2 separate regions of the Homo sapiens genome follow, and region 1 is linked to region 2. Evidence: chromatin contacts called from ENCODE Hi-C or POLR2A ChIA-PET data. All regions are on one chromosome and are shown on one strand. The core of a region is the stretch at or near the end of the contact, and the rest is flanking DNA. Distances in the headings are between cores, read along the strand shown.

Evidence for each region. A loop is a pair of places that touch in the nucleus more often than their neighbours do. ChIA-PET counts read pairs that join two places held with the same protein, here RNA polymerase II (POLR2A). Pooled maps may share reads with other maps.
Region 1: a map of PC-9 shows a loop between it and region 2 (16-fold over the local background). The contact joins two enhancer-like sites. A Hi-C loop is called at or near these places in 4 of 168 maps with a recorded cell type or tissue (HCT116, HepG2, MCF 10A and 1 more) and 6 of 50 pooled maps. POLR2A ChIA-PET finds 5 or more read pairs at or near these places in 4 of 52 experiments (B cell, HEK293, HepG2 and 1 more).

What each region holds. Positions count from the first base shown.
Region 1 is chr12:75,622,471-75,629,705 of GRCh38, reverse strand. The region is part of intron 9 of LOC105369844 (a long non-coding RNA gene); the gene reads left to right. Among named protein-coding and RNA genes, the nearest start is that of KRR1, 110 kb to the right of the region's middle. Within about 2 kb of position 5,770, at least 3 of the 41 ENCODE cell types and tissues checked have a DNase peak (open chromatin) inside an H3K27ac peak, as active enhancers do; they include HCT116 and PC-9, where a contact is called at or near this core.
Region 2 is chr12:75,977,343-75,984,359 of GRCh38, reverse strand. No RefSeq gene overlaps it. Among named protein-coding and RNA genes, the nearest start is that of PHLDA1-AS1, 50 kb to the left of the region's middle. RefSeq lists enhancers at 6,109-6,158, 6,168-6,312, 6,189-6,358, 5,687-6,886 and a cis regulatory region at 6,234-6,247. Within about 2 kb of position 5,504, at least 25 of the 41 ENCODE cell types and tissues checked have a DNase peak (open chromatin) inside an H3K27ac peak, as active enhancers do; they include HCT116 and PC-9, where a contact is called at or near this core.

The DNA.
Region 1 (7,235 bases), core at 4,521-7,020, 350 kb after region 2:
AATAAATAAGAAAATAAAGGATAAAATAATGCCAGCTAGTAATAAGTGGTATGGAAACAACAATGACAGACCTACAGAAAGTAACGGGGAGCAGGGGAGTTCCACTTTGGATTAGAAAGTTAGAAGATTTCTCTGAAAAGATGATATTTGAGCCAAGACCTGAATGCAAAAAAGAAGGCAGATGTGGTAAAGTCTAGGAGCAAGGCATTCCTGGCACAGAGAATAGCAAGGCCAAGTTCCTGCAGTGGGAATGAACTTAGTGTGATTGAACAACAGTAAAAAGGAGAGTATAGTTACAGCCCAGTGAGGAAAGGGTTAGTAGTGCAAGATGAAGTCAGATGTGGAAGAGGTTCAGATTTTATTCTAATTATGATCGGCTGCCATTTGAGTGTTTTAACTAAGGAAGGAAGAGAAGCTGATTTGCATTTTATAAAGATGGCTCCAGTGCTCTGTGGAGAATGGATCATAAAATGACAGGAGGGCAAGCCTACAGATCTGCTGGGTTCCTGTTACAGGAGTCCAGGTGAGAAAGGACAAACAAATGATTTTTTTTCAGGGCCTCTAAGTTGTGCTAGATGGAGAAGTTTAGCAGAGATGAAGTGAAGAAAGCATATGCCTTGAGCTGCTTATCTTAGAAAAACAGTTTATATTAATCAAAGGCACCATGAGCCAGGGCCACCATGTAAATGCTTGAATAAACACTTCCATTTTCAGGCAATTGAGAAGGTCAAGGCAGTTTCTGTGTTCAATTTTGTGTGATTTTCCATTCCATTCAGCTGAAAAGAATAAGCTGACAAGCATCACTGCTCAATTTTTCAGCTTTGTGATAGAAAGAAATAAAATGTTATGCCCAAAAAAAGCAAAATTCATTTTCTTTTCACCGAGATATTTTCTTCATTTATTCAAGGACTCATGACAAAGAATGTTTGCTTGAGATGATAAAAATATAGGCCACTACAAAATCATTGTACAAACAGTTGTCTTAATCTAGATTATTTATGTACTAGTGTATAGCTCTGTTTTGTGTATATTTAAACAAGCCAGATATTTTGGAAACATGGTGCCTAGAGTTCCCTTAAGTTCTTTATAATCAACACAGTAAAATCAATAAAAAATTATCAACATCAAATATTGATTACATATCACTATTTATTGATTCTATTAATACCCCTGAAGCTATTTCTAATTTTAAATAAAATTAGAGCATGCAAGAACAGTTTATGTAATAGTTCAGTGAGAAGTGTTCTAATTTTGCCTTTCACAACAATGTGGAAATTTTTGTCCTTTACAAATTCCTGATAGGGAAGAAAATGGATAACTAGGGTATTATCTAATCAATACATTGACCCACTTTAGTCATCTCCATGTACAACTGGTTTGACTTCTAAATGAAATGATTCGTAAGCTCAAATAATTGTCAATTCAGGTAACTTTTTTTTTCAGTCCTCTTTGAATAAATTATTTCCTGTCTTTATTAATTATGGAAGGAGATGTATTTTTGTATTCAGCTGTGCCAAATGTCATTTTAAATTTACCTTACATAGATGAGGCCTTATGGAATCAAGTTTTAATTGATCATAGTGGAAATACTGGCAACATTAACTTGATCTTAGGCAAAAGATTAAGGCTGAGCTATCAAAAGGTAAGATCTAGGTATCAGTAAGGGGACATGATGAAACTTTTTTGGAAAATCTACTCTACATTAGACATCATGCCAGGCCCATTGACTATGTCAACTCAGTTTCAGACAAGAGTCATGCAAGGAAGGGTATTTAGCCTGTAGATAAGAAAGCTCCAAATATGACATATTTAATAGGTAGTTAAATCGAGACTGAAATCTATGTCTAGGCTGGGTGCAGTAGCTCATGCCTGTAATCCCAGCACTTTGGGAGGCTGAGGCAGGTGGATCACTTGAGCCCAGGAGTTCGAGACCAGCCTGGGCAACATGGCAAAACCCTGTCTCTAAAAAAAATAAAGTACAAAAATTAGCCGAGTGTGGTGGTGCTTGCCTGTGGTCCCAGCTGCTGGGAAGGCTGAGGTGGGAGGCTTGCTTGAGCCTGGGGAGGTCAAGGCTGCGGTGAGCCATAATCACCCCACTGTACTCCAGCCTGGGTGACAGAGTAAGACTGAATAAAAATAATAATACTTTTTTTTTATTTAAGAAAAAAAAACTATGTCTATCCAGCTCCAAATAGTTTGTGTTTTTTACTTATTCTTCTTAATTCTGTTGCAATGTTTCCTAAAGTGATAAGTCAAAGTTTTTCCATTTGTTCTATTTAATCCCTACTCTAGTTATAACCCTTACACCATAGATAAGTTCATCAGATCCTTAAAAAGACTATTTTTTTTCTTCTGGTTATAAGGTGATATATACTCGCAGAAAACTTGGGGAAAACAAAGGAATAAAAAAATCACATATGTTCTTAGCGACATAAAAATAACCTCTGTATTAGTCTGTTCTCATGCTGCTAATAAAGACATACCTGAGCCTGGGTAATTTATAAAGGAAAGAGGTTTAATTGACTCACAGTTCCTCAGGGCTGGAGAGGCCTCAGGAAACTTACAATTATGGTGGAAGGGGAAGCGAACGCGTCCTTCACATGGCAGTAGCAAGAAGAAGTGCTGAGCAAAAGGAGAAAAAGTGCCTTATAAAACCATCAGATCTCGTGAGAGCTCACTCACTATCACGAGAACAGCATGAGGGTAACTGCACCTGTGATTAAATTACCTCCCACTAGGTCCCTCCCAAAACACGTGGGGATTATGGGAACTACAATTCAAGATGAGATTTGCGGGGGGCACAGCCAAACCATATCAATCTCTATCAATGTTTTGATGTCTTTAATGTCTTAATCTTCAGTGTTTTTCATACAAAGTGGGGTTATGTTTCATCTCTAGTTTTGTATTCTATGCATATATAATATTGTGTCATATTTTTTGTATGTTGCTAAATATTCTTTGAATTATTTCAATTCCTTATATTATTTATATGGTGCAAACCACTCTTTTGAATGAATATATTAGGATATATTTAAGAATTCTCCCACATATGAATATTATAATTTTAATTGATTCTTATTTTTAATCATATTGTAATAGACATCCCTATTTGCCCACAATTCTTTTTATTTGCTAAAAATACATTCCTATAAGTAGAATAACTATTTAAAATATACATTTTAAAGGGCTTTTGATACATCTTGCCAGATTTCTCCTGTTGCTCTCTATAAAAGTTGTAACAATTTGTTCCCTTACCAGTCTTCAATGCACTGTACCCACAAAGTAATTGCAAATTTGAGAAGCAAAACTGGCACCTAATTACGGTTTTAATTTGAATTTGTAGCTTATAGTGCAGTTGGATCTTTTTTAATATGTTCATTTGTATTTTGCGTTTCTTCTGTAGCTTGGCCCTCCATGTCCTTTTTTTTTTTTTTTTCCTGTGAATTTGAGTTAGAGAATGTTTGCTCCCTCTTTGTTCATTTTTTAAGGGTTTTAATAAGATTGGGGTAACCTGGTTTTGAATGTTTGGTGGAATTCACCTTGTAAATTTATTTCAGCTCATTTATTCCTTGAATGTAGATTTTTAAATGCTTAGTCAACTTAACAGTTATAATACAAAGTTTTTTTTGGTAAGTCAGTATTGGTAGGTTATATTTCTCTAGGAATGTATCAGTTTCATCTAAGGTTTACATTTTATTGACATAAACTTGAGTACATATTATTTGTTTTTGATGATTGCTTTGTTTTAGGTAGTTAGGCTGATCAATCTTGCTGTTGATTGTTTTATTTTACTTTTTGACTACCAAAAAAATAGAATGTTCCAATCAAGTTTCTCTTAAATTATTTCTTGTTTTTTCTTTTGATATAATATTAAATACACATTTACTGTCGTGTTTGAGAAAAGAGCTTGTCCCATGCTTTTCTAGAATACACAGAGGTGTATAGATTCATCTATTTTTTTTTTTTTTTTTTGGGGGGGGATGGAGTCTTGCTCTGTTGCCAGGCTGGAGTGCGGTGGCGCGATCTTGGCTCACTGCAACCTCTGACTCCCTGGTTCAAGAGATTCTCCTGCCTCAGCCTCCTGAGTAGCTGGAATTACAGGCACACGCCACCATGCCCAACCAATTTTTGTATTTTTAGTAGAGATGGGGTTTCACCATGTTGGCCAGGATGGTCTCCATCTCCTGACCTCATGATCTGCCCGCCTTGGCCTCCCAAAGTGCTGGGATTACAGGTGTAAGCCACCGTACCTGGCCTCTATAGCTCTATCTATGAGGGACTTGGTCCTGAGGATACATGGATTATTACCCTGAAACTCTCTCACTTTCAGAAAAAGCTGAAGAATGCTCCAAGAGTGGTTAGAAACTTAGGCCTTAAATGTAAATGGGAAAAACATGTTTTCAACATTATTACTTAACATTATTCAAAGCCTGTATCTCATTTATTTTTACTACTTCGTCTAAAATGGACTGATAATGGAATGAAGTATCTTACTACAATTATCTGTCAGTTTCTGTGTGAATCTCTAAAAATTTCTATTTATTTCTAATGGTATGGTATTATTTTAATAAGCTCATAAAATGTTGTGATGGCCTAATGTTAAGTTTAGAGGTAAAAGAATGCGTTGGAAGTTCAAGAATTTATCTATAATCCAATAACGATACTTTTTTGTTTTTTTTTTTTTTTTTGAGACAAAGTCTCTGTCACCCAGGCTGGAGTGCAGTGGCACGATCATGGCTCACTGCAGCCTCTCACTCCCCAGGCTCAGGTGAACCTCCCACCTCAGCCTCCTGAGTAGCTGGGACTACAGGCACGTACAACCACACCAGTCTAATTTTTGTATATTTTGTAGAGACAGGGTTTCACCATGTTGCCCAGACTGGTCTCAAACTCCTGGGCCCAATTGATCTGCATGTCTCAGCCTCCCAAAGTGCTGGGATTAGAGGCGCGAGCCACTGCGCCTGGCCTACCAATAATGATACAACTAAAAGCAATTCCCTCTGAACTTTTGATTCATGGTCTTTCTTATCTTTACTTCTCATTACCTTTGCTACCTTTTAAAGTTTCGTTTTACTTTTTTTTCATAGGAATTTAAGTAGGTAATTTGTAGACACTGTAAGACATGACCTTTATTTAGCTACAAGTCCCTTTTATCTAATACCTATTGAAGTGATCAATACCATCTGGATATAAACCAGACTTTTTCCACCTTGCCGCCCATCACCATGTCACCCCTAGTATTTTTATTTTAAGTATCCTCCCTGTTTTCCCTTAACTCAGTGTTAGTAAGGCTGAACACTCCACCTACATTCTTTTTGTTGATGTCTCCCAGCTCCCAGGGTACTGATCTCCAATGTAGGGTTTAGGCTCCCTAGAAGGTGCTAGTAAACATTCTTTTGAGGAGTAGGGGAAAATGCTAGAACTACTAATTATGTTTATTTTTTTATCTCACCTTAAATTATTCTTTGTTTATGCTCTATAGTGTTTATGATATAATTACAGTAGTACAGGTATACTTTACTAATAAATAAACATGTGTTTATTGAGTGAACTGAATTTGTTGCGTGCGCTACAGATCTGGTGATTTGTATGCAGGAAGTTTATTGGGGAATGCTCTTAGGATCAGCGCCTCAGGGGGTACTGTCAAAAGGGCAGGATTGCATCATGGTTCTCAACTGGGAAGGTTTGGAACCCCAGGATATATTTAGCAACATCTGGAGACATACTGGCATCTAGTGGATAGAGGCCAAGGACACTGCTAAATACCCTGTAATATACAGAGTGGCCACCACAACAAAGAATCATCCAGGTCAAAATGTCAATAGTGCTGAATTTGAGAAATCCTGGGGTAAAAGGATAAGCTGAATGGCAGTCAAGGCCAAGGCCTCACTTCATTCCGTAGGGAGCTCTGGAATCAGGTGGGCCCTTCACAGTGTTCTACACAGGCCAGTCATGGGACACAGGAAGGAAGTATGACCTCAGAAGGGTGATTGTCTTTGGCTTTAGGCAAACCTGAGAAAGCTAAGAGCAGGCAGCTGCCAACACCCACAATACTGGAGAAATGAGAGCTTCAGCCCTGAGAAGGTTATGGAGAGAGACTAGGTGGAAAACCACAGCATCCACTACAGGAGAAATCACTAGCCAGCTTTTTTTCTCTCTCATTATTGTCTTTAAGTTTTTTTCTAAATGTTATTTTTAATTGACAAATAATAATTGTGTATATTATGGGGTACAAAGTGATATTTTGATCTATGTTTACATTGCGAAATGATTAAATAAGGCTAATTAACAGATTCATCAGCTCCCATACTTACCGTTTGTTTGTGGTGAAAACATTTAAAGTCTACTCTCTGAGCAATTTTGAAATATGTACTGCATTGTTATTTATTACAGTCATTCTGTACAATAGATCACTAAAGCTTATTCCTTTTGCCTAATTGTCTTTAAGTTTGGTTGAACCTTGGCCTCATCCTTCCCTCTGCCTTACCACCAGTGAATCTCACTGCTTCTTAGGGCAATTTCAGACATAAAAAAAAAAATCCATTTTCAAGCCTTCCAAACTCAAGGACAATTTATTTCAGAACATTAATCCCTTATTCGGGGCAAAACTTCCCTTTCTCTTCACTCCAATCTACTCTCGGCTGGGGAAATGGTGATGGACAATGGAGCATGTAGCTTTCTCTTATTTCTCTTATTTTGACTTCCTTTCCCACATGCTCTGTGAAATGTTGGGACAAAGGGCAGGAGGAGATGTAAAACAGTTTAGTTTGGAGGCCACAGTGTAGAGGGTGTTGATCCAATAATCATCACATCTCTGTTACATTTTTTACAGTTTCCCTTTCTACTGGTTCATTTCTGTTTGTCCACTAAGGTACTCACAAATTGTTTCAGTCTTAACAGAAACACACCAAAAAATAAAATAGTAGCATCATCCTTCCTTGCTATCATTGTGCCTTTTTCTTTCTTTCCCTCCAAAGTGGAGTAGGCGGGACTTACTGTCTGCTTCCTGTTATCTGCTTATCTTTAACTCTTGACTGCTGGCTCTTTTACTTCTTCTCCCTGTGACTTCCCTGAAACTTCCAAAGGCTGCACATTACCTGTAACTATCAAATGTTAAAGCTTTTATTTTTTTCTCATTCCATTTGATCTTTTTGCAGCACTTTAACATGAATTGACAGACTATATCATCTGCTTCTTTTCTTTTAACTTTTCTCCACTGTGAAATAATGCAGAAA
Region 2 (7,017 bases), core at 4,255-6,754:
TTTTTTTTTTTTTTTTTTTTGATATGGAGTCTCGTTCCGTCCACCAGGCTGCAGTGCAATGGCTCTATCTTGGCTCACTGCAACTTCCACCTTCTGGGTAAAAGTGATTCTCCTGCCTCAGCCTCCCAGTAGCTGGGATTACCGGCACCCACCACCATGCCTGGCTAATTTTTGTATTTTTAGTAGAGACGGGGATTTGCCATGTTGGCCAGGCTGGTCCCAAACTCCTGACCTCAGGTGATCTGCCTGCCTTGGCCTCCCAAAATGCTGGGATTACAGGCGTAAGCCACCATGCCCGGCCTGCCTAGCAGGTTTGAAAGTGTGAAAGGACTCCAGTGGCTGGAGTGGAAGTGAGGAAGAGGGAGAGCTCCTGGGCACCAGAATGAATGGGGAGGGTCCTTTAGGGCACTGTGAGGCCATTAGCTTTTACTCCTACTGAGACTGGACATCCCAGGAGAGTTTCAGAGCAGAGAAGTGCTATGACTGCTCTTGAAGTTTAAGAGGACCAGGTGGCTGGCTTTGCTGTGTGTCAGAGAACAGGAGCAGAAACAGGGAGACCAGCTGGGAGGTGACTGCAAAAGTCCAGGTGAGAGGCGATGGAGCTAGTGAGGAGTGCCGGAGGCCTGGTGTATTCTGACGGTAAGCCAATAGCATTTGTGGATGGACTGGACATGGGGCATAAGCAAAATAGAAGAGTCAAAGGAGGGATGAAGTTGGCATTAAGTGAAAGGGGGAAACTTTAAGTGCAGCAAGGTTTTTTTGAGGGGTGGGGATAGGGAAAGATCATAAGTTCATATGTGAGGTGTTAAGTGTTAGATGTCTATCTGACATCATGTCCAAGTGGAAACAAATTGGCATTCCATATGTCTTTTCCAATAGCAAAATCTGGAATTGCATCGTTTCACTCAAGTGGAAAAGGAAAATGAAAGTAAGGGTGAGGAATGGGTGAGAAAGAGGAATATTTGGAAGAAAAAGATGTTCTTCACCCTGCTATGGGGGACTTGATTGAGGACTGTGACAGTCTTTGGGAACTGATAACTAGGGGAAGCTGCCAATGCTTGGTGATCTCTCAAATCCCAGGGAAGACAGGCTGTCAGAGCTCTCCGATGGCATGTAGAAGAGCTGAGCTGAAGGTCACGTCTCCATGCTTCCAGCTGCCAAGGCGTGGTGGAGTCACTTAATGCCACCACCTCCCAGTTATCCTCCCACAGCCTTTTGTAGTGTGCCCAGGTTAACCCATTCTCGCCACTTCCCCTCATAACAGAGGAGCTGTAAGGAAATATATATGGCTGGGCATGGCTCACATCTGTAATCTCAGCACTTTGGGAGGTAAAGTAGGAGGATCCTTGAGTCCAGGAGTTTGGAACCAGCCTGGGCAACACAGGGAGACCTGGTCTCTACAAAAATAAAAAAAAAATTAGCCAGATATGGTGGTAGGCACCTGTGGCCAAGGATTCTGTCACCTTCACCTTTGCTGAGTTGGGAGGATCGCTTGAGCCTGGGAGGCAGAGGTTTCAGTGAGCGGTGCTCGTGCCACTGCACTCCAGCAGAGTGAAACCTTGTCTCAAAACAAAGCAAAAAATAAAAGCAAAGAAAAAGAAAAACATATATAGGCATTACTCTCGTACAAATTACCTCAGGAGGAAAAAAATAAAATCTTTTCTTGGAGGAGTGGAAAAACTCTTTTTAATTTTTATTTTATTTAATAGAGATGGGGTCTCATTATGTTGCTCAGGCTAGTCTCAAATTCCTGGGCTCAAGCAATCCATCTGTCTCATCTCCTAAAGTGCTGGGATTACAGGCATGAGCCACCGCACCTGGCCAATAAAGCCCTTTATATGATATGTGTTGTTGCTCTTGTCCACAACCACAGTCATGTTCATCTCCGTGATGTCTAGGAACCTGCTCCTACTAAGCACAGCCTCCTCCCACATCTCCAGGAGCCTTTCTTTTCTCCAAGGCGACTCCTGACTCTTTCCTCTCGGCTGTCCCTGCGGATGTTATCATTTCATCTCTCCCACCCACTAAAATTTGGCTCCTCCTCAAGGCGCTTTCGCATTTTCCCACGGTTTTCTTCTTGACTCTTCCTGTCAGCTTCTATGTTCTCTTCTCTCATTCTCTGTAGATTCTGTGAGAACTTGGCAATTTTTCTCTTAGGCTTTTTTTTGCCATTTATTCTCCCCCTCCCCCTCCCCCTCCCCCGTTTTATTTTTTACGGCTTGTTATATACTGAGGTTTTGTATTTATCTTCTATCCTCCTCTACTCCATAAGGCTCAGAATGGAGAATTTCTTTAAGCCTTCATTATATTACTTGTGAGTTTCTCAGTTTCATTCAGAAATCAGTTATACATACCTAATAATGAAACTTAATTTGGGGAAGTTTTGCTGACAGTCTCTATGCCAAGTTCATGATTAACAGCTGGGATAGGATATATAACAATTATGTTTAATATTTTGTTTCGAGATGATCAAACTCCACCTGCAAGTTTCCCGCTAGCTTTACTTTGGAAAGAAGTTATTTAATGCAGAGATTGGGATGTGGGAGAGCTACTTGGTTTATGTTTTTTAATGACTCTGGGTTAACTCGAACTCAGACTACAGTTCACATGGTTCTTGTGCTCCCTTTGTCTGACCCTCTCTTTCTGCCAATTAGCTGGGTCTGATTTCAAAAGCCTTTTTCTTTTATGCCAATTATCGTTGATTATCTTGGCAAATTCCCACCTAATGCTCAGTTAAGGGCGGGTTCTCAATCTTTTTCCACTGGTGTCTCAACAGGTTTTCCATGGGGAATGTGATATGGGTACACTTCCTTGGAAAGGAGTGCCTTAGTAATCACTAAGCTCCCTTGGTTGGGCCCTAAATAGACCTTCCTTATAGCAAAATCCGCTTTGTAGCCAGTATTTTTGTGGCGAGTCTTTATTGTGCTGCCAGGTCTTATCTCATGTAGGCCAGCCTGTCTTTGGCATCTGTAGTTTGCAAATTGGTAACTGGAAGAATACAATGAGGATTTTTCCCTCCCTCCCTCCCTCCCTTCCTTCCTTCCCTCTTTTTTTTTTGTTTGTAAGCTGCGTGTATGGAACTCTTACTCTATGCCAGGCACTGTGATAGTGCTTTAGACAGAAGATTCATTCGGTTCATACAACCCATTTTATAGATGGAGATGGATGCTTAGAGGGCTTAAATAACTTGCTCAACTTATAGCTAGCTAGTAAGTGTAGGAACCAGGATATGAACTAGATCTAGTTTCAAAACCTGAATCCTTGAAGATAGTTCTTCCTGTTACACTATGGGGTTTAAAACTAAATCAGCGAGGCCGGGAGTGGTGGCTCATGCCTGTAATCCCAGCACTTTGGGAGGCCGAGACGGGTGGATCATGAGGTCAGGAGATCAAGACCATCCTGGCTAACACGGTGAAACCCTGTCTCTACTAAAAATACAAAAAATTAGCCGAGCGTGGTGGCACATTCCTGTAGTCCCAGCTACTCTGGAGGCTGAGGCAGGAAAACCACTTGAACCCAGGAGATGGAGGTTGCAGTGAGCAGAGATTGCGCCACTGCACTCCAGCCTGGGCGACAGAGCGAGACTCCGTCAAAAACAAACAAACACCCACTAAATCAGCAAAAGAGAATCAATACAATTCATTTCTCTTTTCCTAAAGATTTTAGTTTTCCTAGAAAATTTCTAACAACCGTGACATTCATTTGAAATCTAAAAGTTGGGTTGTCTTTTTCTATTCCCAGAGTCAGAACTTTGATTAACGTAAAGAAATCTCGAATCTCTAAGCTGCTGATTTAAAAAATAAATATGTATATATGTGTATGTATTGTCTTGAACATAATGAGGTCCTGAACCAGAAACCAATTGTACTGTACATCTGCAATAAACTAGCTACTAAATGCCAAGCTATGGGGAACATGCACTAATTAAAGACAGACTGTCTAATTTTTCTGTGATTGCTACAAAGTAATCGTGATAGTCTCAATGCACATGACAGATGCTCACTAAATTGTTGATAGGTTAGTTCCGGTTCAAAATGGTGGGAGAAGATGAGAGTGTGATTTATCTTATCGTAAATGTTGTTCCCAACAGAAGGTCAGACGATGAATTCCCAATGAGAAGTTGAACCCAATTGGCCCCTTTCTATGTGTGCTTGATGAGGTGTTTCTGATGGGGCTTTTATTGGTCAAGCTTGAAAGACCATCTTTTCAGAAAGGTCAAATTCCCCATTATCCAGGAATAGGGAAATAAGGCTACAAACTTCTAGGGCTTCTGCTGCTGTCTTTCTTCCTTTCTCATTTCTTATACATAAGAAAGAAATATCGAAAATTCATAGATGACAGCTGAGATGTCCTCTTGGAAATAAGACTTCATTATGTTTCCCGTCTACTGCCTGCTATGATTACATAAAGAAAAGGTGACCAGAATCACTGTAGCAACAAATAGAATTCAGTTGCTTCTTTTCCTGCCCTCAGCCTCCTAGGGCCTATAGTGTGGTGGCTGAGAGCTCAGATTCTGGAGGTGAACAGCTCTGGGCTTAAATCCTGGCTCCTTTACCTTTTGGCTTGATTTTGGGCAAGTTACACAATCCCCTAAACTCATCATTTCCCATCTGAAGTGGGGATGAAAATAGCACCAATCTAATATGGTTACTATGAAGATTAAAAGGATTAATGTTTGTAAAAAAAAATTAGCAGTGTACCTGGCATATGGTAAATATCAAATTTATGATAGCTGTTTTAAAAATTATTATTATTGCAGAAATATACTAGTTCATTAGTTGCATATACTGATAGAAGTGGGGATGGAACTTCATAAGGGAGTGGAAAGAGAATACTAGCACTCCCTGGTACCACTTGTATGTAAATCACTTAACGGTGTGCAAAGGATCACACTATAGTTCTGTGATGTGAGAGAAGACTGAATCACTTCCATTTCCGTTGGTAAATGCTAAGGGCAACTACAGGGTGCAGGGCAATAAATGCTGCCTCTCTACTTGGAAATGACTAATCTCCTTTCTCTAAAGTAAAGTGATGTTGAAGTGGGTAAGAAGAGAGAAGATGAAGGTAGCCAGAGTGAGAAGTGGGATGGAAGGGACAGGGAAGTTTCTAAGATCAGCCCCAAATCTTCCTTCTTGAGCTGTGACCAGAACACCATCCAATATCCAATGTCTTCTATCAGCCTGAGTTATCAAGCACAGGAGAGAGCTCCGTATTAAACTGTGTGGCATACGAGTGCCTAATTCCCAGTCTTCTAACTAGTAAGGACAAGGTTTCCTTGCCAAGTTTATCCTGAGGGCAAAGGCCTGGGTGATGTTTTTTGAGGGATGGTATATTCTTTTTAAAAAAGGTATTTAGGAAGCTGTACTTTGTAGACCCATGTGAGAAGGGAAATTGCATTTAAAACTCACCTTGGGGTGAAGGGAAATGCCTTTGAACTCTGCAACTCAGTAGGTAGTCACTTATCCCCCTCATCATTGATGGGTGAGCAGACAAGCTGAGAGCAATCGCATCTCAGCGTACAGTCCTGATGCACTTGTATTCAGTAATGTAGGCAGTTTGAGGTTTGCCCTTCTGTCCTCGCTAGGTGTTTGCTTTCTACTCTGTACATGTTTTAGGATGAACTATAGTTATCTTCCAAATTAGCATTTTAAAGGCATTCTGATTTTGTTTAAAACAAATCACAACGTGAAGTATTGGACTATGGCTGTAGATAATTCTTCAGATTGTGTTAGTACTCCTGGACCAGTTATTGTGAACTCATGGCCTTTTCAAAATGCAGTCGTTGGCTTTCATCTTCTTAAATGTGACTCTATCAAATCCATTCCAACTCTCATACTGGCATTAGTTTGGCCTACTTCCTCTAACGCAAGCCAAGCAAATTCTCCAAATACCAAATATAAGATGGAGATTCAAAGGTCATTGTTTTCTTCCATGCCATTCCACTCCACTCCCACCCCCAGCCAGCAGGGTAAGGGTTCAGATTCCTGCTTAAAACAACAGGTCAGTGGGCACTGCCAAATCATCCTCAATGCCGTTTCAACTGCTAAGTTTTCTGTATCACAAAACCAATGTTTATCCTGTATTTGCAACCCCTGAGCTGCGTTCTCTTGCCCTGATTCTCTTGCTCTTCCCTGCCAGTGAATTTGCATCATTTCTGTGTGTGCTTTGTTTGACTGCCCTGACTCCAGTTCTGCTGAGACTGTCTGTGGGTGGTTTCCCTGTGCAGAGATGACAAGTGCAAAGGTCAGAAGCTTCCATGATTCATTTCCTCTTTGCTGCACGCAGTGGATGGTTTTCTGGGTGAGTCACTCAGATGCCAAACACAGGAGGGATTTTCTTCACATAGAGGCCCTGAGGCTCTGCTATGCCCTGAATTGGAGGAGGAACTGAGTTCTTAATATTTCCTGAAAAATTGTGTATTTTTTCCAATGATTTCATAAGCCCATTTGTATTCCCTTTCTTTGCATCTGATGACTCTGATTTGCGAATGCTGCGTACCCCTTGGAGAACATTTTGGTATCTTGTAGAGCTTCACTGAGTTCTGACTCAAGAGTAATTGGACTCTTTGAAATATACCCCAAAAGCCTGGATGCAGTAGCTCACACCTATAATCCCAGCGTTTTGGGAGGCCAGGCGGGAGGATTGCTTGAGGCCAGGAGTTTGAGACCAGCCTGGGCAACATAGTAAGACCCTGTCTCTCTCTAAAAAAAAAAAAAAAAAAATTACGTGTGTGTGTGTGTGTGTGTATTATGTTTGTGTGTATATATCTCAAGCATATTCCTGTATTAAAACATTCCCTGGTATGTTATCTATACAGGAGTATTAACAGCAGTCTACCTGTGGCTCTTCAAAAATCCACCCTCCTAGCCAGGCACAGCGGCTCATGCCTGTAATCCCAGCACTTTGTGAAGCCGAGGTGGGCAGATCACTTGAGGTTAGGAGTTCAAGACTAGCGTGGCCAGAGTGGTGAAACCCCATCTCTACTAGAAATACAAAAATTAGCCAGGCGTGGTGGCG